Linked DNA regions of Mus musculus: all the other regions are linked to region 2. Evidence: chromatin loops called from intact Hi-C (ENCODE). Cell type or tissue: heart. All regions are shown on one strand. Region 1 has its middle 62 kb from the start of Gm36222. Region 2 holds the start of Gm36357 (a long non-coding RNA gene). Region 3 has its middle 15 kb from the start of Gm42110.

Region 1 (8,000 bases), 210 kb after region 2:
AAACTTGGGTCCTTTGGAAGAGCAGTCTGTATCCTTCATGTCTGACCCAGAATGACCCTTTTCAATAGCTTAGAGCTTCACAAGTGAACCAGGAAGCTGATCTCTCTGAGCTATGGGTATGGGATTTGTTATTAAAAATAATAAGCTGTGTGCATCGCGAGAGGCTAGAGAAATGAAGATCTGAAGGGCGCGTTAAGCACAGTTTATCTGAAAGCCAGGTCCATCCAGCCACCCTTGTGAGAATGACTGAGAGCTGAGAAGGTCAGTAGGAAACTGCTGCTTGCTTGGCTTCCCAGCCATGCATCCATCCATGGAACAGCAGAAGGAGCCATCAGGAAGGAGAGCTTGAGCTTGGACAGCAGTGAGTGGCAATGTGCATCCCACTGGCCGGGTCCTTGTCACCGTAGCCAAGCACAGTGACAGTCAGAGAATAATGGCTGGTGGGCCATCTCTAGCCTCCATGCACAATCTATTTGTTAAATATTTTATTTTAGCTTTTGAAATAAAATATAATTACATAATTTCTTCTCTCTTTTCACTTCAATCTCCCCCTCCCCTCATGCTCATGGCCTAATTTTTTAAAAATTTCAATATATATTATATTGATAAATATATTAATGTAATCTGTTCAGCCCATATAATGTTACTTGAATGTATATGATTTCAGGGCTCACAACTTGGTTGGCTAATAAGCTGGTGGGCTTTCCCCTGGGTAAGACCATTTCTCCTGCCCTCAGCATTCTTTGGTTGCCTCTAGTTCTTTGTCTAGGGTCCCACAGTCCCTTTTTTATTCTCTTGGTTTCTGTGGTTACTCCAGGTTATATATTCATATCTGAAGATTTGGAGTTAGTAGCCACAGATGAGAAAGAACAAGTGACATTTGTCTTTCTGGGTCTGGTTTATCTCACTCAACATTATCTTTTCTAGACGCACCCATCTATCTGCAAATTTTATGCATTAATTTTTCTGTACACCTGAAATAGTATCCCATAAAATAAATGTACCACATTTCCATCATTCATTTGTCAGTTGAATGACATTTAGGTTGTGTCCATTCCCTAACTATTGTGAGTAGAGCAGCCAAACATAAGAACACATAGCTACATTCACATGATATTTTATAAAGACAAAGACGCCAAGAACATATGGTGGGGAAAGGAAAGCATCCTCAACAAATGATGCTAGAAAAACTGGATATCCACATGCAGAAGAATAAAATTAGACCTGTATCTCCCACTTGCATAAAAGTAACTTAAAATGGATCAAAGACCTAAACCTGAAGCACTGAACTGGCTAGAAGAAAACACAAACTGAATCTTACATCATAGATGTGTAGGAAAGAACTTCCTGACTAGGTCCTGATTTGCTCAAGAATTAAGGCCAATAATTGATATGTGGGACCTCATTAAAACAGCAGCAACAGCAATCAGAGTAAACTAACAGAATGGGAATCTTTGCTAGCAATACACTTGACAGAGGATTAATAGCAAATACACACACACGTACACACACACACACACACACATGAAAAAAAACTCAAAGGATAAAAAATACCAAAACAACCCCTCGCCCCCAAGCAAACCCATTCAGAAAACAGGCTATAGAACTAACAGAGTTCTCAAAAGAAGGAATGAGAAGTATCTAGAAATAAAATAAAAGTTAAAAGTTCAGCTTCCTCAGCTGTTAGGGAAATGCAAATCACAATGACTTCGAGATTTCATTTTACCTGAGTCAGAGTGGTAAATCAACTAAACTATAGACTACCAAGGCTGGCGAGGATATGGGGAAGAGAACCCTTATTTTCAGTCAGTGGGATTCCAAATTGGCCCAGCACTCTGGAAATCAGTTTGAAGAACCCTTGGAAACTAAAACTAAATCTGCCATCTAGTTTAGCTATACAACTCCTTAGCATTTAACCCAAATACTCCACATCCTACTCCAGAGACACTTCCTCAGCCATGTTCAATGCTGTGATTCCATTTTATTAATTTTTTATATGGAATATTTGCTCATGAGAATTCTAGGAAATATTTAAGTATTACCAGATTGATAGAACAGGCAAGCATACCAAAAAATCCATTTTATAGTTGACTCCTTTTGGCTTTAATTTAATCTATTCCCTACCCCTCAAGAAATGCCAAACATTAGTTTTCAATTATGATTTTAAAATGTCCAGAGTTATGTAAAGTATTCTAAAGGGGTCAGTGCCTCAGACTCAAAAGGAAAGGTCTTGTAATGGCATCAAATGTTCTTTTTCTTACAAATAGAAAGGGGAGCCTTTATGTGTCATGATCTGTAACTTAAATTCAGGCACACACTGGCCCTTATCATACTTTATTCATTTGTTGGTTAGTTGCCCCTTCTCCTAGATTCTAAGTTTCTTGAAAATAGAGAGTGGTTTCTCTTGCCATCTCTTCCTGGAGCCCCTTAGGATACTGATGACAGAATCTTTTCAAGTCTGGTGCCTTTCAAGTCTGAGGCATCCTGGAGTACTGTGGCTAAAGATTCAACTAATAAGCACAACTTCTAAATTATTTAGGAGAAGTTATATGTTAAGGTTTTTGGAGTTCTTAAGGCCAAGTCCTTAACCGTTTCTTTATGAATCTGGCTTACCTCCCTTTTGCAAGGCTTACAGCACGGCTGTGGCCGGGCTTATATCAAGATTGCAGAGGTTATCATATCTGCCATCTTTCTGATCAGTGGGAAAGGGGAGGGGCCTCTGTTCTTAAAGGATTTAAAGCATGATGAGTCTGGGCTGATGGATGACAGCACTGATCAATAATTTTGGATCCCAGGGAATACCATGGCTTATTCTTGGGGAGAGGCAAAAAACCCAGGATGGCAAGGTGAAGATATTGTCACTTATGGGCCTTCTAGGATTTCATAAGGCTAGAGAAGTGAGCAGGTGTTTGTTTTCAGCAGAGGAGATTCAAGGGACTCTGAACATTTACTCGGTAGTCTAACAGTCCCAGTTCACAGAACAGAGACGCTTAGCTCTCACTTTAAGAAGCTGAAATCTCCAACAGGATGAGGTGTTAGAGAATATAGAGAGCAAAGGAAATAAAATGGTCTTTGTGATTACGTAAGGGTGAGATGTTCAGGGAGATGAAGGTACTTAGCATCTCCATGTACCCCTGATAACCATTGTATTTAGGACCTCAGTGACCCAGTGGGATCCATGCTCACTGACTTACATTAATGCCATGGCCCAGCTTACCAGGACTCTCTTTTCCTTATTAAACCTTAGCTGGAGTCTTCTTCCATTCAGGCAATAGAGCGAAGGTCAATAGACTGGTGGCTCATAAATAATTGAAATGTATTTTTCACAGTTCTGGCAACTTGTGAAGTCTGAGCTGTAGGTAAAAGCAAATTTAGCTCCTAGTGAGAGCCTTCCTCAAAGACAGTGGTCCTGTTTGTGCCAGAAACCTCTCTGGAATTCTTCTCTAGGATGCTTTCATAAGAGCCCTAATCTAGTTCTTGAGGGTTCCATTCCCCATGACCTAATCACTTCTCAAATCTCTTAAAAATAGTTTGTAAATTATGTTTTTATTCTCTTGATGACTTCATACATGTATATAATACCGGAAAAAGAAACAACCATTTTGTAAATAGATTTCACATGTTTTCATTAGAAGATAAATTCTGTTTTGTTTGTAACAAGCCAAATGCACTTGAGGTATTTGTGTGTTAAAGGATCACTTAGGTGAGGTGTTTGGCCCATCTCTACCACTCTGCTCCAATCAGCTTTGGGTCTCAGAAAGCCCAGTCATTGCTGCAGGCAGTGACAGATTTTACTCCCAGGCTACCTAAGGAATGAGATGGAATGACAGAGGCAAGATCCCTTTAAATGTCAGACATCCCTTCCTTTCCACAGTGCTCTGTATATCTTTATGTTGGGTAGGTAATGAGAGGCCCACACTCCAGGCTCAGCTCTTAATTCTTCAAGATAACTTTCCTCTCCTCCTCTATCTATATATGGTATTTTATTTCAACTGAACTCTTGCATTCAATTCTTGCAAAAATTTAGCAGTTACTTTCTGCTTATTTTACATAGGTATGTATGTATGTATGTATGCATGTATGCATGCATGCATGTATGTTAATGTTATTTTAACCCCCAGTTTGTGGTGAACATTTTACAGTCATGCTTTGTCATAATCCTAAGTAGTTTACAGGTTAGCTTAGCTTAGCCTAGCCTCCATGCAGATATGTCTTTGGATACCTAATTATTTTTCTTTGCAGTTCTGAGACTTATAGGCTCTCCACCTACATTACATTTCCATCTACTTGTACTGGAGGTGAGGTCATTATAGACAATTGTACATAGGAAGTCTTGGGCTTTGAATATTTCTTCATAATTCATTGCTACCATTATATCTCCTTGGTGTCATGATTTATATTTGTTATTTCTCAATGATCCATCTTAGTTTTTGAAATGATGGTATCATCGCACCACCCCCCATCCCTTTTCATGCTTTGCATGCTCCCATATCCTCTACCTTGTTCTCTTTCCAAATTCATGGCCTCCTTTTTCATTACATGCCTATATGTATGTTTGTTTATTTATATTAATTCTACTCATCACATGAGTTTCCAATTTCATTAAAATGACCCCAAGACTTAACAGTTTTGAAGTGAAAAATGAAATAACAGTGATTAGATAAATTTTATAATTTAGAATGCATGAGCAAACTTCCACAATATGGACTGTCAGTACAATGAATATACACTGGGAAGTTACATGATTTGGGGCAAATAACTCTTTGAGTTTAATGAGACTTCACACATACCCAAAGATAGTATTAGAAAATATAACAATAAATAATAGGACTTTGAGTGTTACTGGACTAGCAACTTAAATTTCTTTACTAGCTTGTTGCCTGTTGTAAACTGCTACCTTAGGATTTTCTTGTTGTAAAACACATGACTATGGCAACTCTTAGAAAGAAGAACATTTATTTGGGGATGTCTTATAGTTTCAGAGATTTAGTCCCTTGTTGTCGTGGTGGGAAATGGTTCTGTGCAGGCAGACATGGTGCTAGAGAGGAAGCTGAGAGTTCTACATCTGGATTGGCAGACAGCAGGAAGTTAATGTCATATTGACCTAGCTGGAGCAATTTAGAGCTCAAAACCCACCTCCTAGTGAAGTGCTTCCTCCAACAAGACCACACCTACTCTAACAAGGCCACATCTCCTAATAGTGCCCCTCCCTATGGGTCTATGGGGCCATCGTTATTCAAACCACCATAAATGGCATTAACTATGGGCACAAGGCCATTGTTGTTTTTGCACATTTTCCTAAATATAATCTTTTACAAAGTTCTCAGTAACAAAAACTTCAGGTACACAGAAGAAACTAATCCTCAAATGACTGTAACTTGAATAAATGATTCACTGTTCTTCTCAAGTCTGGGAGCAGGCGGTTTAGCAAGTGTTGACACAGGGCTACAAGACGCCATTAGAACAATAGATTTCTTTCTCATTGTGAAGCCATCTTCACTTTTGTCTTCACAGTTACTTCATAGCCAAGATGGCTGCTGGTACAGCAGCCATCACAGTCTTAATCCACTGTTGGAAGAGGGAAGGGTGAACTCATTATTCTCCTGAGGAGACTTCCTAGTGGCTCTTCACAGACAAATGATGATTCTCACATGACAGAAGTTAGTCTTTTTCTGAGTATCACAATGTCGCTCTGAAACAGGAAGTTCGGAAATAGAGGAGGAAGAGGGAATTGGAAATAGGTAGCAATTTGATCCATAAGTAACCTCTGTAGAGAACAAATCCATCTGCCAAAAGTAAGTAAAATATCAGGCTTTCCATATAGTAAGAAACTTACTGAAGTAGGTGGATCAATTGAAGTATTGCTACCTATGACAAAAGGGTATAGAAATCATATTAATATCATAAATTTAATCATGGTGTTAATGATGACTATCATGTTTGGAGGTAAATGGTTAATTTCTTTTGAAATAGTTCTTTTGTGTATTACCCAATATCAAGGAAATATGATGTGGTGGGCAGTTACCACAAGTTTAGGTTCATAGAAAATACAGTGCTTTGCATGGGGCAGGACCACTGCAATTCAGTTTAAACTGGATTCTGACACTTATCAGGCTAGATTAGCTTAAAATTGCTTGAAAACTTAAAAAAAAAATAGTCCTGAAACCCCTTGTCCTAGGAAATCTTTGCTCACTTAGTGAATGGCTTTGTAAATCATTACATAGGTAGAAATATATATTAAATATCTCAGATGAATGGTGCTGAATGCATGCGTTTCAGGTAGTGGAAGGGACCAGTTGGTGGGCATATGGTTCACAGATTTTGATTTGAGAAGGCATAGTGAAGGCTGTAAGCACAGCTAGTGTGACTTAGCATCTCATGTTCAAGCGATACTTTAAAAACTCGGCAGCAATAAAATCTCCTGATGCTCCATGAAACATAGCAAGGTCATGGTTCATGGTGATGGCAGAACTGTGAAGCATCCTTAAGATGTAAACTGGACAGTGAACAGCTGACACTTTGTGACCCGGTGAGATTTTAAACGGGGAATCCAGATTAACCTCTTTGAAATTCTGATGGATAGAGCTGTGAAGTAATGCGTGGGTATTGCTTTAAGCTAAATTTGTGGTAACTTTTAGTATAACAACAGACTATTAAGATCACGTGCTCTAGAGGGTAGAGAGCAAACCCTCAGGGCCTACAGCACGATGACACTTTTAGCTAAATGGCCTGTGGGACACTGGAACGTAATCTTCAAAGTATGGAGTTGCTACTGAGTGATACCTAAGATTGTAAATGTCTGTGGGCCTAAGGCAGAAAAGGGTCTGCAGAAAAGTCGGGCTGTGAGATTCCTTTGACACTAGGTTTGACACCTACCTCAAATGTAGGATGTTTTCTACCTTTAGGGTGATGCCAATATCACCAACCAAGAGTTCAGAGAGAATTTGATCTGTGGCATGGGGTTCTACCCAGAACTGCAATGGAACAAAAGACTTGTAGCAAATCGGGTGCAACGGTAGGCACATCATCATGGTGGCCACTGGTCCTTCATGCACTTTGGTATCCAGCAGGTAGTGGAAAAGTGCAGCCAAATATATTCAGTTGAAGTTTTTGCCAAGGTGCTGTCTATAAGTAGGTGTCCTGGGGGGATGGAACACTACACTCTAGAATCACTATTCAGCCCCAGTCAGTGAACATTGTATTGTAATATGTTTTTAAAATGTGCAATAATCTGATCCATGGTAATGAGTCAGAAAATGGTAATGAATTTGCTTGCTACCAACCCAGTAAACTTGTTAGGAAACTGATACTTTCCTGCAACTACAGGTCCCATTCAGTAACACAGTTAGGATTTACTAATGCAGGACTGCTGCTCAGTGGCTTCAAAAGCTGTACCCTGAAAGCAGGGGACAAAGAAAGCTGTCACTCCATGGGCAGGAGTAACAGACACCTATCGGGTGATCCACTCTGGTTGGGTGGTAAGTGTTTGCCCAGGTTCACAGCATATGGAGAGGGGTAGTAACCATGAGCTCAGAAGTCCATGTTACCAGTGAATGGCACCTCAGTCTAGCTACCAAGACAGCAGGTGAAAGGCTTTAGAACTGGTGGCTGAGGACAGGCAAGATGTATGTCTCCAGTAGTCTCAAGGATTGCTATCATGGCTGGGATGATAGTTTATCTAACCTTCCTCTGATAAGCCTCCTCTAGAATACTGGGGATCATCTCCCAGCTTTTGTGTAAAGCAAGCAGAACCAAATGGTGCAGGGAGCTGAGAACAGTGAATATCATGGGCACCAATGGGATTCCTGTCTTTAATTAATGAACCAATTTCTTACATATAGTACATCCTGACCACAGTTTCTTCTCCTTCTTCCCCTGGGCGTGGGTATTTTAAAACTTGGATATATATATTTTTAAAAAACCTAAACCAATGAGTGTATTACTTCTGGACCAATGGCTTTTTCTCTTCCAGACCAATGGCTACTTCTTTTATCACTTCC
Region 2 (8,000 bases):
CTTATTAGCCTACTGATATCACATATGACAGAGGCAAGCAGAAAGGGATGGAGGTATAAAATAGTATTGATTTTTACAAAGATCAATGCTGTTCCTTTGGAAGGAACTGCACAATATTGAGGGCTCCGCACTGGTTTCTTGATCTGGTGTGGTTAGTACTGAGCAGTGACACTGACTGGATTAGACTGAGTGGTAAGGGACTGATGTCCTGGCCCTACAGAGCTGCCATCCTTGGTACCAGAGGCACGTGGATCAGGAGCTGTCATGTCACTTAGATGATGGACAGAGGAGAGCTGGGAATCCATCAGATGCATCATCCTGTCCATCTGGCTCTTGGCTCCGCCTTTGAAGTAGGTAATTTGCTGTGAGCATCCGATGAGGCACAACACCCCTGTTTTGTGTCCATAGATTCACCTATAGACTTTTTACAAATCAGCTTTTACCCTTGTTGCCTTTAGGCCTATAAGAACCCAGTTAAACCATTAGTGGATAACTAAGGACCTGTTTAATCCACACCTCAGGCCACTTTTGCAAACAATCATGCTGCTTTGGAATTTCACACTGGAGGAAATTCTCTTACCCTTGTTTTCTGAGACTCCCAGGAGGGGGCTGTGGTATGGTAGTGGTATCATTTCATGTGGATGTTGTGAACTGGGTCTGGTCTAAGTCTTCTTGCAGCCTTTTTTTCACAGGGACCTGCTCATAAAGGCCTATGCAAGGTTCAGGGTGTCTTACCACTGGGTGTCTCAGACATAGTAGATCAGAAATATCTCCTTTGTGAGTTTGCTTTCTTTAGTACTTCTCTTCAGAGCTGTCTTCTTCCTAATCCCAATCCAGTTATTGCACTGATTTATTTTGGCTCTGAGTATCAATCGTTGGTACACAGGCAGGATTTGGCCCACCACAGGGGAAAGTTGGAACTAGAGAGAACACATTGATATGTTGCTAAACGGACCAGCCTTTGTATCAAATGTCTACTCACCAATAGACTTTTCACAGCACGCTATGTAATTGGTGTATCAGTAAACTCTGAAACCAAATGGCCTACAACCAAATCCAAGCTCTACCACCATGCTGAGGCAAGCCTTTTGGCCTCTCTGTTTTCCAGTGTTATCCATCAAATGGGCAAAATATTTTGTATGTTATTTTTATAAAACATGTATTATATAACTCTTGCAAGTGTTAAAAGCTTACTGTATATAAACTACTTGGAAGCTACCCTGATATAGCCTAAGTATCTTGTATGTATTTGTTATTATTTTTGTTTTTAATAATATCACCCAAAGAGTCAATGTGTCTTTTCCCTAAGAGCAAAATAATTTACATATATTCTTACTTACCTTCTACTGCTGTGATAAACATCATGATTAAATGCAACTTGGGGAAGAAAGGGTTTATTGCATCTTCCAGCTCCCATTTTACAACAATCTGCCACTGAGGGAAGTTGTGGCAGGAGCCTAAGGCAGGGCACTGGAGGCAGGACTGACACAGAGACCAGGGAGGAGTGCTGCTTACAGACTTGCTCATCGTGGCTTGCTCAGCCTGCTTTTTTACATAACTCAGAGCCCTCTGACCAAGACTTTCACTGCCCAAATGAGCTGGGTCCTCCCACCATCGATTGTTAATCAAGGAAAGGCTGCCACGGACTTGTCTACAGTCTGGTGGAGGCAGTGTCCCAATCTGAGGGAGGCAGCCCCTCAATTCTAGTTTGCTCTTCCCAGATGATTTTAGCTTGTCTCAAGTTGAGGGAAAAAACTCTAATCATCACACTATGTTATGTTCTAAATGTTTCTTTTGTCTTATGTGTATGATGTTTTACGTGTGTGTTTGTGCACCACACGCACGCCCAATGCCTGTGGAGGCCACAAGAGGGAGTTGGATTCCCTGGAACTGGAGTTACAGATGGTGGTGGGTGTTTGAAATTGAGAACCTGGGTCCTCTGGAAAAGCAGTCAGTGTTCTTAACAACCAAACCATCTCTCTATCCCACAAAGTGTGTTTTAAAAGGCTTCCACTTAATGAAGGTGTGGATTTCAAAAGTTTGGGGGGGTGTTGGAGTAGGGGGGGAACAAAGACTTATTTACATTACTTAAGCACTTCAAAGTTTGATATTTAAACTAGGTTAAGAGATCAAAAAGACCAATCTAGACTGCACACGTAAAGATGGGAGTCACTGTGGCCCATATCCATGCTCCATTCGAGGTGAGATTCTGCAGTTCTTCTGAGCAGGTAATGGAATCTATAGAAGTAGTTTATTAACTGCCACATGGCTCAGCTGACACTTATTAAGGTTCAGGCCTGTGAATGGTACATTCTAGAGCCAGGCAAGTTAAAGACACGAAGCAGCCTAAATCGGAGCTGCTGCTGCTAGCTGAACCACAGATCTGAGCAATACAGGAAGTAGATAGCTGTGTCAGGGTGAGGGCATGGTGACAGGCACCAAGTGTGGAACAAGACCTAACCTCTACCCAGGGCTGACTCTATGTCACACCAAGTCACTTCATCTTGATGACAGCACTGCTATAGGGTTGTAGATAATAGGAGCACTGCTGGCTTCTGTTAGTCACAGGCACAAGGGACATCTCAGCCAAAGTCCTGCAGATCATTGGATAAAGACCACGATAGACAAAGCCAACTCCCTTTACAGACCTTCTCCACCGGGGTTTCTCAGGAGGGACTGATACTGTCACTAGACAGAAGTTCACAGCACTTAGCTTAGCTTTTGGATGTGAAAAAAGCCGGAAGCAGAGCGTAAACAGCAGGGTCTGGGGTCCCATCACATGCGTGCTGAGCTGGATTTGGACCTCAGATTCAATCCTCTTATCCCCCCCTAGGAAGTACTGAAGGCATGAAGAATCCACAGACTTACAGTGTGTCCAACGTGGCACTGGCTTCTGCCACCACTGGGATTGCTGCCAACGTCTTCTCAGGTGGCCTTTCAGCAGGCCTTGATTATCTTGGAAGCCCTGGTTAACGAAGCCGTGGGGATCAGGTTCCGTCTTACCTGTGTCTGTGCCTCTTGCATCTGTTTTCCTACTCACATCCAATGAGAGGAAGACAGGAGTCTCAAGAGAATAAGGAGGGTGTTCTTCCACATTAGTGACAAATGTCTCCTCACGTCTCAGCTGGAATACCTTAGGCACCTATGTCTGAGCCATCCTCCAGCAAGAGTACGGGATTGCTCTGACTGGCTGGAACTAACCAGGCCCCGCCCAGGAGCTGCAGCTAGAGCTAGTGTTTCCTCAGCTGCTCACCTCCTCTGCCTCTGGTTTACTGTTGCTGTTTCAGCACTAGAGGGTGACTTAAGCTCAGGTTTGCCCTAACTCTGCTCTTGTAGTGTTTAGAAAGAATGATGAGAGTGCTCTATCCCACAAGCTTCTACCCTAGGCCAGTGTCATCCTACCTCTCTCTTCTGCAGTCACTGGGCTGTGGTTAGAATAGGGTGGCATTCCAACTCTGCTCCACACCAGGCAGAGACCAGCCTCAAAGTCCTATAGATGATTTGACACTTCTCTTCCCCCAAGCAATGGTTTTCTTTGTGTTATGCTTCTTTGGTGGGGAACAGGCAGGGGATGGACAGGAGACTTCCCGGTCTGTAGTGCTGGAGCACTGGCTCACACCTGGAGCCTACATCCTACCAAGAATGGTACAGCGAATAGTCAAGTTCAAGGATCACATGGCTGCCTGCTGTTGAGGAAGACTGTTGGCCCCAAACTGCAAACTTCTTCCATTAATGTATCTTTTTTTTTCTTTCACTGTATTAAAGAAAACTAGGCCCTGCTGTCACATCTATTTTCTTTTGCTCTTAGGAAGTTAGGTCGGAATGTGAGTAGCTATGAATATCATAGGGAGATGACTGCTGGATGGTGTTTCTCATCTGGCTTGCTCTGTTCATGGCAAGATCTACTCTTCATATTTAAAGCGTTTGAGCATTGACACAACACAGGGAGAGAGCCATAGGGACACAGAAATAGGATGAGAGTGATGTACCTACCAGCCAAGGAAGGTCAAGGGTTGCCAGGAAACAAGCCAGATGAGAGAATCTCCCTCACAACCCTCAGAAGGGTCCAGCTCTGTCATTGCATCCCAATGTCTAGTTCAGCCAGTGGCAACACATTTCTCTGTTGAAGACACCTCGGTTCAGGTGATATGTTATTACAGCAGAGGGGACCAGCACAGCTGTGTGCAGGCTCTGTACTTCAGTGTGGCCGAGAAGGATTCTATCTCATTACTGAATTTGTTCTTCAGCTGTGTTGATCCAGCTGTCCCCAGCCATTTGTAGTTTCAGACTTAAGATCCATGACAAGTTTGCTTTCAGAATAGTCTGTCTTTATTCCACACATAGAACAAATTGGTGTTTCTTTGCCTATCTGATGCTTTTATTTCAAGCTGGATTAGAGGGATTAGATAGAATTAGGTCTAGTTGGGGTTTACATATTAAATGTACCAGATAAGATTTTACTCATCGATGAGTAACAGGAATCACAATGAAGTATGATTTATGTAAGTATTTTATTTTTTAAGTTATGAATTTAAAAGTGTATAAAAGTGAATCTAGAGTTGGCATTTAGGGTCCTGGCTTCTTTCATCTTAGTATCCTATAATTCTGAGCACACAGACATCATCGTTTTTGGAGGCAAGATGGCTGCTTCACTTCATTGCATTGGACATTCTTGGCTATGAGAAAGAATGCAGAGTTTAAAAGGGAAGAATGGATGTCTATGTTATGCAGTCTCTGATTGAATATGACAAAGGTTCAAGATGTTTGAAAGATGAAGTTTATGGCTCATATTAATGACTGAGCCATCTCCTGATCCCATAAACACATACTCTTAGTATATGTTTCTGGCTCTTCTTTAAATCAAAATAGAAACTCCATTGGAGGAAAAGATCATGTTTTTAGTTAGCACAAAATTAGTATGTAGCCAAACTTTTGGCTACTCTGTGGATTCTTCTTCCTTCCACCTTTCTTCATCCTTCTTCATCCTTCTTCAATCCCCTAACACTAGATGGGAGAGGGAAAAAGATAGAGGGGGAAAGATGTGACCATTAGACTAATTCCTTCTGACTAGGGCTGTCCAGTTCCTTGATCTTCACCATCAGAGTATCTAATTTCATTTTCTTCCCATTTCTTCTTTACTCCTGACTACTTAACAAACTGCATCCAACACCAACCAACAGCAACCAACCAACAACCAGCAACCCACCACCTCTCAGGGCTCTAGCATTTATATACCTTCTGAAGATTCCTCGGGATTCCAAATGCCTCACACTCACATAAACTATCTGCAGCTGGCAAAACCATGCCTCTGCTAGAGCACAAGGCAATCACAGTCAGCTGCTGTGGACAATCTGAAGCAGCCCCTATCCTATGCCTGGGATTAAAACAGACACATGTTCTTATAATATTTCTGTATTAAAAAAAAACAAAATTCTGATTACAGTAGTAGATTTCCATGTGGCTTTTTCTTTCTTTCTTTTTTTTTTTAAAGATTTATTTATTTATTTATTTATTTATTTATTTATTATATGTAAGTACACTGTAGCTATCTTCAGATGCACCAGAAAAGGTCATCAGATCTCATTACAGGTGGTTGTGAGCCACCATGTGGTTGCTGGGATTTGAACTTCGGACCTTCGGAAGAGCAGTCGGGTGCTCTTACCCACTGAGCCATCTCACCAGCCCCCATGTGGCTTTTTCATTTGCTCTGTTTTGGCTGACCAACCCTACCACTCACTCTCCCTCAGAATTCATTGCCCCTCCCTTCCCCTCCACCCCCCACCCCACCCCCATCCCATGGCTCCATTCTTGCTACATGGTCTTTAAGGCACTTACTCCAACTTAATCACAGCTATCTAAAATGTCAAGTTTAAAGTCTGCACATGAGAGAGAGAACATAGCATGATAGTCTCTCTGGTCCTGGGTCGCCTCACTCCGTGTAATATTTTCCAGTTCTATTCATTTTCCTATAAAGTTCACAGAATTGAATTTTACATTTAGAATGCCACATTTTTATTTTCTATTCATCTGTTGGTGAACTTCATGGCTGATTCCATCTTTTAGCTATTGTGAACATAGCAGTGACAAACTCGAATGTACAAGATAGAGAACTTCGGGTGTTTGCCTGAGAATGGTATAACTGGGTCATATGGCATCTCTATCGTTAACTTTTTGAGAACCCCCCATAATGACTTCCAAAGTTACTGTACCAGGCAGGTTACACTCCACTCAATAGCAAATAAGGGCTCCTTGTTTTTCACGTCTTCACCAGCATCTATGATCGTCATAAAAGCAACTCTGCTCCCAGAAATCATATTTCAACCCAAAATTCCAGTGCTAGATATAGGACACCTCCCTATGAGTTGTTGTCTAGTTGTCCCACAAACAACATAGGCTATTGTCACTGCCCCCAGGAATAGACAGTAAGAGCCTGTTGCTGCAGAAATTACACACACTGGACATAGGACAGAATGAAATTAAGATGCAACAAAGCAGAAAGCTCCTTTCTACTGGCTTGCACTTATAGCTGATCATGCTATGCAGGCTGCTGTGGGAGAAGTCGGTAGTGATCATACCATACTATAGACCTAACCTGTTACAATAATGAGCTGCCTGGCAAGATATGCTCACTGGTGGTGTGAATGTTTTTGGGGTAGCTACCCACTTCCTAATTGGGTTTGAGGCCTGTTCTATGGGAGGAAATGGATGCCCAGCACTGTAAAACTGATCAGAATCATACTGTTAGGAAGGTCACAGGCTTTGTGGAAGAATCTACTGGTGTTTTGCTAAATGAAAGTATGATTAAATGCCTTAATATTTGTATTTATTTGTGCAGACCACTGCTACTCTCAGCCTTTTTGGCAGTCAGAAATGGTCACAACAGCTACTCACAACTAGCCCATGTATAAAAAATAAGTTATTGTTGAGAACTTGGCTCCAAACGAGACATCTGTTTCACTCACTCATGTAGAAGAGAGGATGGAAGGACTTGGGAGCTGAAGGAAGAAGAGTAGTGTGTTGGGAAACTGTCTTCAGGGTATGATATGGTCATTGCAATTGTGAACACATAGCAGCTGTGACTGTCTATGTGGAGCCAGAGAGAAAGAGAGAAGGAGAGAAAGGAAGAAAGAAAGAAAGAGAGAAAGAAAGAAAGAAAGAAAGAAAGAAAGAAAGAAAGGAAGGAAGGAAGAAAGGAAAGGAAAAGAGGAAGGAAGCAAGGGAAAAAGGGAGAAAGAAAGAGAAAAAGGAAGGAAGGAAGGAAGGAAGGAAGGAAGGAAGGAAGGAAGGAAGGAAAGAAGGAAGGAAACTCTACAAGGTAGGAGGAGGACTAACTGGAAAGAAAAAGAGGGTTAGTGGAGGTGGGGTCTAAGACTCAGTGGTCAGGATGAATATAACCACACTGCATTTTATACAAGAATGATATTGTCAAAAACTTTACAATGATCTAAAAACTGAAAGATCTGTGAAGACAGAGTCTTCTTGTTGGTTGTCTTCATGACCTGAATGTTATCTGGTATGTAAATGATGCTCAATGGAAGATGGTCCGATGGATAGATCAGCGTTTTTAGTTTTTAACTTTGTCTTTTGATTTTTGTAATTGTTTCATTAGGCTTCAAACTTACTAATCCAGCTAACGTTTAGTTTTGACCTTAGTATTCAACCAAACAAATGGAATTGAAGCTGTGGCTTTGGTGTCGTGACCTGGGGTGTAGATGACCAAACACCAAGAAGTGTTCAACCTTCACTGTTGAGGGAGGAATTGCAGAATGAGGTGCTACCACAAGATGACTAGAGTAAGGTGAATGACAGCTCGTTCTTTCTTCTCTTTTCTCTTCTTTTCCTTTCTTTTTCTTCTCAGTTGAAGTCAATCATAACATCCAACAGGTCTGAGAGATGCCTTGTCAGATATACCTTCACAAAACATGTTAAAATAGGACAGAGAAATGACTAGGGTACATTTAAACATCTACTGGAACATACAACACCAACAAACAGGACTT
Region 3 (8,000 bases), 400 kb after region 2:
CAGGTAAAGTAAATCTTCATATCATTAAACAATGCCTGTGCACATCTTTGATCTGCATCTTCACAACTTACCACTATAATTCTAAACTTCTGTGGCTTTTCTCATATCATCACTGTTCACTAGATGAATTGTAAAGGCAAAAATGAAGGTGTGTGCATCTTTGTGTTCACAGTACCTACAAAGACTGGCAAGACATTGCAGAAATGTATAAATGGTAGTGGAGTAAAAAGAAAAATGGGTTTTAATGTAAAACACGTGTTTCAGCTGTTGGTATCTCCATTTATCAGTGTCATTTGGAGCAAGTGCATTAAAGATTTTGACTCCCAATTATATTCTAATACATCCAAGCTCTTAATTTGTTCTAATGTATGTGTTAACCAGAGAATTCAATTGCCTCAATCATTATGAGCCTCAAGAGGCACAATGCATTTGAACAACATTTCAAATGCTGAATGGTATTATGGAAGTGATCAATAATTAGCTATTATTTTCCCTAGGCCCACGACCTATCTCATTTCAGGTTCTTGGTCTCTTTAGCAGAATCTGACAGACTTCCATTTCGTGGAGTGGGTATTAAATTCAACCAGAAAGCAGTTGGTTACATCTATAAGATTTGTGCCGTGTTTGCATCAATATATCTTGCAGGCAGGCTGATCACTGTTAGAGGACATGAGATTTGTAGCTGGGTAATATTAATGCTTATCTTCCTCCTCTAGTAGCATGCAGAGAAGCTTACAACACCATAATGGATATTAGTCAGTAGGGGTGAAGCTTCTGTGAATACATATGAACTCACAAAGACTGTGGCAGCACGCACAAGCCAGATGGGGTCCAGGCACTGACAGGAGGAGTAGACACAGACTCTGACCCATAACCAAGAAGCTATTTACAGTTAATTCCTGATGGCAAAGGGAAAATCACTTTTCTCCAATGGAGTGTCACTGGGTGTATCAACCTCACTCTAGGTCAGGCTCTGGGCCCAGCAGTAGTTGTCCAATCCAAAGTGAACTGCACGGGGTTTTGTTTTTGTGTGTTTGTTCTATAAGCTTTTTGTTGTGTTTGTTTGTTTTGTTGTTGTGGTGGTGTGTCTGTATAAGAGAGGAAGAGGAAGAGGAAGAGGGAGAAGGAGAGGGAGAGGGAGAGGGAGAGGGAGAGGGAGAGGGAGAGGGAGAGGGAGATATGAATTTGTGTGAATAGGGAGATAAATAGGAACTGTGAGACATCGTGAGAGGGGAAATGTGGCCAAAATATATCATAAAAAAATTCAAATATATTTTAAAAATAAAAATAAATCTTAGCAAATGCTGATAAACATAAGAGCAATGACAGGTAGCTTTTCGGAGTAAAGACCCACTCTTTCTCTCTTTCATTACCTTGTTAGCATTTTTCCTGAACAAATATGCATATTTGATCAGTTATCTTTTTTTTCCCCTAACAGAACAAGAATAGATTAAAGGAGGCTAGGAAGACTCTCGAGAGTTAATTTATTTCCCTCTGTGGAAAAGTGCAGTTATTTCTGTCTCCTTATGTCACTGAGTAAATGCACCTCAGCGAACACAATGCAGGACAACTTTCATACTGAACACAACAGAATGTTGGTGTTGTTGTTTAAGGGTGTCATTATGTAGACAGTGCTGGCCTCAGAATTAGAAATCTGCTTGCCTCTGCTTCTGATGAAGTGCTGCGACTGCAGATGTGCGCCATCATGCCCAGGGACAGTTTGACTTTTATGCCTTTCAGTGTCTTCTATTTTTTTGGTTTGGGGACCACAATGGATTTGTGGCATCTGAGTCACAGCCTTGTACTAGTGAAAGACTTTGTCCCTGAATATTTATTTTATGTTCATTTTTATTTGCCTACCAGGCTGGTATTCCTGCATTCCACTCTTTCCTACAACTAAAGGCAGAAAACATTCATTCTCGAGTAAATAATTTTTTAGTAAGCTGGCAAAGTAGGTGTATTTACCAGTGCTCTATTCATGTCCACTCCTCCCAGAGCTGCTGTATTTCCCTCAGTCTGCCCCTCACACACTCTCCTCCACAAAGTGCTCTGAGTCCTCTCTGCTCTCATTACCAAAGCCTTTATCCAGCTTCTGAAAGAGCAAACGAATCCTGTTCCCTAACAATTTACATGTTGAAGCTTTATATCCCAGTACCTCAGAACATGACTGACTTTGGGGACAGAGTTCTTAAAGTGATGATGGAATTCAAACAAGTCTGTCAGAATGAACCCTAATTCAACTTAATGTCCTTAGAAGAGGGAGCTGGACACTTGTGATATAACTGCACAGGCAGAGGCCATGTGAATGCATGGCAGAGAAGGCAGATGGTCACTTACAGACCAGGAAGAGAGGTCTCTGGGCAACCCAAATCTATGAACACCTGACCTTAGACTTCCATCCTCTGGAGCTATATGAAAATAGTCTTTTATGATTTAGGCCATTCAGGTTATAAGGTTCTGTTAAATCATCCTGGTAAACAAATTTTGTCATGAAATTCCCAGCATCTTGTGTGATTCGGGTCTAGGAAAGAGGTAGAGAGCAAAGGTCAGAGAATGAAATAGTACACAGTCAAGAAAAGAAAGAGGGAAATTGGGGAAAAGTTTGAAGTAGATGTCAGTTCAGTTACTAAAGTAGATGTAGACTTTAGTTACTAAAATCTGGGCATCCAGAAGTGATTTAAAGAAATCTTCTCACCAGCTGCTTTCCTTAAGTGCTTGTAGAACCATGGTGTGGAAATCTTTTGATATTTTCTTATGTTCTTGGCTCTTACATTCTGATTCCACTGAGTTCATCATGCTCATTCCTGCTCTGAGAGTCAATCAATATGCTCGTCATCAAGGCTGCATTCCCCATCCTCACCCCCAGCTCCAGAGATTCTGCTGACTTAATCATTATTACTGCGTCAGGAATGCAAAGATGCAGTACGTGCGGGTGTATCTCTCTCTCTCTGTCTCTCTCTGTTCCTCTCTCTGTCCCTCTCTCTGTCTCTCTCTCTGTCTCTCTCTGTCTCTGTCTCTCTGTCTCTGTCTCTCTCTCTTGCTGTTTCCCTAAAAGTGTCACCTAAAAATGTCCTTGGATGTCTTAGTTTACATCTATAATTCTTGGTTGGTTCTGAAGGATGTACTGAACTTTAGAGTTGGACCTTCACAGAATAAGAACCTCCTTATAATATTCTTGCCAAGATGAAGTTTCAAGCTATCAGAGACTTTCATGAGAGCCCATTCAGCATTTCAGCGGACTTGGTTTTCATTTCGTTGCCTTAGTTGTGTCTCATGATCATTTATAAACTTGAGAACCTGCAGAGGGTAACTATGAATCAACCTACCTACCTGCTTGCTGCCTGCCTGTCTGCTTGCCTGCCTGTCTGTCTGTCTGTAATCATCTATTTCTTTATTTTGAATTTTTAATAAGGCCCCAATCCCCTATTAACCTGGGGAAAAAACAGGATGTGGAGGTCTTTAAGCCTTAGAGAACCTCCCTTCTTAGGTGTAGTTCAGCTTGTTCTGTTTTAGACTGACACCTGGTGGTCACACAGGATCAGCCACTGCCTGGACAGTGAAGAATTTTATCCCAGGGAAGAGTGGGCCACATTGTATGTTGCTCTTGCCAGCAAATACTCCAAAGCATGGGTATTTATTTTTCATTTTCTGTTGTTATATAAATCAAAGTGCCTGCTGGGATTTTACTATACTTCTCGAAAGATTTAAAAATAGGATATTTTGACTGAGCACTTCGGCTTTTCTAAATGTGTCTCAAGGAAACATGCAGACAGATTTATGTATAAGCATGTTTCTCAGTGTTATTTATACCCACGAATTTGGAACACCCCACATGTTTAAAAATACAGATTCTTAAAGTCGATGTTCCAGAACACTCTGCTTTTAAAACATGCATAATGACACAGAGAGATGTTTATAATCCACATGAAGTGTATACAGCTAATGCAAAAGCAAGTGACTCCACAGTTTTACTGTAGGGTTTCTGTATATTCCCCTCTTTTCAGGGCATATATCTAACAGTTTTTGAAAGCAAATCAAAGGAACCCAAAATGGTAAATATTTTATGTGCATCATTAACTGCATGGGAGAGTTCAGTCACATTTTCTTTTGAAAGTTATGAGTCCATTGCAACCTTTCCCCTGAAACTGGCGCATAGACATACCAATATAGTCTATTGGTGCAAAAGGTCACGAACAATGGCTTTGCTGTTCTGAGGCAGGAATAATCTGGGAAGCTCACACACACAGCTGCTTCTTTAGGCAGCTAATGGGTCTCGTGGCTGCATCAAAGCATGCTATTTCTTACGTGGCCCCAAAGATTCATTAATTTCTCCAATTAATTTGAGTTAGGCTTTTCTTCCATGCGTTGGTTAGGATGAGGAGGGAGGTGTGAACTGAATCACTGTGCATAAGGTTCAGTAAGCAGAACTGTATTTTAGCATTGAAGACCCCCCATCTCTTCCAGTACTTCTGGGACATAGATCTGACCATTTCAAACAATGCAAATGTATAAATAGATCACCTCACCTGCTTCACTGGTCCTTTAGCCTCAAAAAAGAAAGGTGAATTCAGCTCACAGTTTTTTGTTTGTTTGTTTTGTTTTTGTTTTTGTTTTGTTTTTGTTTTCTGAAGACCTGGAAGCAGCTGCCTAGGGTACCCAGAGCAGCCTGGTGGCTGGCCACACCTACCTGGAAGGGGCCGCATAATGCTTTGCAGCTCTCACATTGATTTGCTTAATACTCTCAGGCATGATTCTTACAGAATGCTTATTCTGTTTTAACATGTCAACCCTATGAACACCAGGCGGCTACTCCAAGAGGAAGATCAGTCCCTGCTAGCCCAATCCGCAGGTTGAGCTTGTCCCAGTGAAATGATACTGGCTTTTTCATTTAGTCAGTTGGTCAGCAAAACAGTGGCAACTATTGCAGAGAAGTTCCTGGTTCCCCATGCACAGGCATTGCATAGGGACTGGTAAACAGAGGTTTCCAGCTCTGGGTGGAAACACATTGTCCAAGCTTGGCATTGAATAACTTCTGCTGAATTCAGAGCAGCAGCAGCCTCCACATGACTATTTTCCATCTTCAAAGTCGTAAAAATATCTAAGTGGTGAACGTTAGCCAACATGAAAAGATAGGGATCCATCCTATAATCAGTTTCCAAATGCTGACACCATTGCATACACTAGCAAGATTTTGCTGAAAGGACCCAGATATAGCTGTCTCTTGTGAGACTATGTCGGGGCCTAGCAAACACAGAAGTGGATGATCACAGTCAGCTATTGGATGGATCACACGGCCCCCAATGGAGGAGCTAGAGAAATTACCCAAGGAGCTAAAGGGAACTGCAACCCTATAGGTGGAACAACATTATGAACTAACCAGTATCCTGGAGCTCTTGACTCTAGCTGCATATGTATCAAAAGATGGCCTAGTCGGCCATCACTGCAAAGAGAGGCCCATTGGACTTGCAAACTTTATATGCCCCAGTACAGGGGAACCCCAGGGCCAAAAAGGGGGAGTGGGTGGGTAAGGGGTTGGGGGGGTGGGTATGAGGGACTTTTGGGATAGCATTGAAAATGTAAACGAGGAAAATAACTAATTAAAAAAAAAAAGAAAAGATAAATGGGCCTGATCATGTACTATCTATCAAGACTTATAAAGTGAAATTTAACAATAGAATACTATGTGTGCTAAAACTTTTTATCTATAGAGTGTTTTCTTGTTTTGTTTCCCTCAATTTCAACTAAAATCACCACAGTGTCCAGCCATAGCTGTGACAATGTAGCTTAGGACAGTGACAGGCTTTCTTACCGTTAGGGATTTTAGCAGACTCTTTAGTTTGTATTTACATTTGTTTCCTGTTATTTTTCTCCCTCTCATGAAGATCCCTGAGAGTCCTCATCTGTCAGGACCCCTCCAGTGTATCCTCTGGTTGTAGTCATAACTACAGCCAGACTTCAGCCCTCATTAACTACTACACCCCAAGGATGGAAAGTTCTGGTTGGATCAAAATTAACAGCTGGCTGGAGAACCCTGATGAAGTTTGATTCTTAGTGATCTATTTTATTTGCATTTTATAATATTTGCTTTTAGCTAATGTACTATCCCAGACATTTAAAGGAACAAACATTAATGTTGCAAAGTATTGCTTTAATCTAGCCTTTCTCAGCTTGTGTAAACCACTTAAGATTCTCATGCTCTTTGAGATGTTATAAATTGCTGAGGTGGGTAGAAACAGAGGGTCCTAGGAACATGTTTTTCCTAAAATGTATTTACAATATATAAATAAAGAAGACATTGATTTTTGTTGTTATTTTGAGATAGTGTGTTTTAAAAAGAAAAAGTGTTTCAAAAGTTCTAAAACAGTTACATGAAGGGACCTTAGGCAAGGGCGAGTGCTCTGACACAGAGTAGGAGGACTACAAATGCATCTTTAGGTCAATGCAGGCAATCCCTTTGTGATGCTTGCCTGTGCTGCCCAGTATGTATTAGCAATTTCCCCACATACTCATGCTACATAATTATGTATACATCAATAAGTTCCTTATTGATTTATGCATGAGAGAAAAGAGTTAAATAAAGACATTTTCAATTGATTTAAATTGGCAAATTGGCCTTTGAAAAATGTGAATAATTGTACCCACTGGTTTGTTAAAAGTTAACAAGTCTGATGGGGCTGGAGAGATGGCTGAGTGCTCAAGAGTACTGCTGCTCTTGTAGAGGATAGGGGCTCAACACCTATATATATGGTGGAAAGCTACAGGGAACCCGACACCCTTTTCAGACCTCTGTGGACAGTAGATATGCTCATGCGTGTAGGCAAAGTACACATAGCATAAGATAAAATAAAAAAATGAATCTAATAAATTGTACTAAAATGTTTGCTTTTCATGACAACACAACGATCCATTTCAACAGCCCAGTGTGGAACCTACTAAATCCTGGCAAGTGTCACTTTGTGCCCTTATCTTCAATGTACACATGCGCACAGAAGGACAGTTTCAGAGGATGTTGTAATGGAAATAAAGGAGACTCGTGACTGGGTATGATGGATGCTTTGACATGAAAACAGCGTTTCCATCACTAACTTTAAAATGCAATTATTAAAAATGGAGGAACAGAAGTATAAATTATTCTTTATATTTGCTCTATTTTACCTTTGACCTTTTCTTGTGGGGCTGTAGGTTGTACCTGTTCAGGACAGTCCTGGTTTGATTCCTAATAAACCCATGGAGGGGCAAGGGCCAGATGAAGGGCTGGAGCCTTCAGATGCTAATGTGCAGTGTTTTGTTTATGTTATCAGGAGTGGTGTTGGAGGCTGAGAATCAGCCAGAGTTTTTAAGAGTAAGGTGAATGGAGTGTAGAAAACCCAAACTCAATACTCAAACATGAGAGTACTCTTAAAAACTGAACAACACAAGAGACCCTGAAGGATTTTCTTGCAATGAGACCAAGGCTAGAGATAAAAAGCACCTTGAATCTAGGGATTGGCACATGAGCTTGGGATCATTTAAACAGTTGCGATACAGATGCAGTAGGCAATGGTACTCTTAGATCCAAATCTCTTCTCTTCGCTATAGTAAATCAACCTTTCTTCCTGTTCCCACCATGGAAAGTTCACTCATTTTAACGGTGTTCACCATCTCATGCATCAACTGTGAAGAATGAATGAATACAGAGCCAGAAATACTTCAGCTTAGCATCCATTGCAGGTTGGTGCTCCATAAATATTACCAGGTACTAGCAAGCCGAGGGAGATACTAGACTGAATAATGCCAGATGAAGGTAGAGTAATGCAGTACTTAGCAAGAAGCTGTAGAATTGGATACACTTGGGAGAGTTATTGGCTCTTTCTTTTCACTACTAAAATTGCTTTTCTGTGGAAGACAACATGACAGGTTTATCAAGTGCTGAGCACTTCGCTGCCTGTGGCAGGTTAAGGCTAGACCACCTTGGCTTTTCAAAGTCAGAGGGAGGATGGATGGGCTTGTGGACGAAGAAT

What was found. Hi-C counts contacts between places; a loop is a spot of excess contacts. Peaks named below come from ENCODE experiments on the same cell type or tissue, not always from the same donor. Only the 100,000 strongest peaks of a DNase experiment are listed, where the experiment ranks them.
Region 1: it touches region 2 in a loop (3-fold over the local background); 2 of 42 quality-filtered maps call a loop at or near these places.
Region 3: it touches region 2 in a loop (10-fold over the local background); 12 of 42 quality-filtered maps call a loop at or near these places.

The regions. Positions count from the first base shown.
Region 1 is chr5:91,642,723-91,650,722 of GRCm38, reverse strand. No RefSeq gene overlaps it. Among named protein-coding and RNA genes, the nearest start is that of Gm36222, 62 kb to the left of the region's middle. In heart, no CTCF peak of the experiment used is centred here; no DNase peak of the experiment used is centred here.
Region 2 is chr5:91,856,901-91,864,900 of GRCm38, reverse strand. It overlaps Gm36357 (a long non-coding RNA gene), which reads right to left and starts at 3,160. Exons shown (of 3, transcript XR_389335.3): 1 at 3,004-3,160. In heart, a CTCF peak has its summit at 3,290; no DNase peak of the experiment used is centred here.
Region 3 is chr5:91,460,837-91,468,836 of GRCm38, reverse strand. No RefSeq gene overlaps it. Among named protein-coding and RNA genes, the nearest start is that of Gm42110, 15 kb to the right of the region's middle. In heart, a CTCF peak has its summit at 3,537 (motif pointing left); no DNase peak of the experiment used is centred here.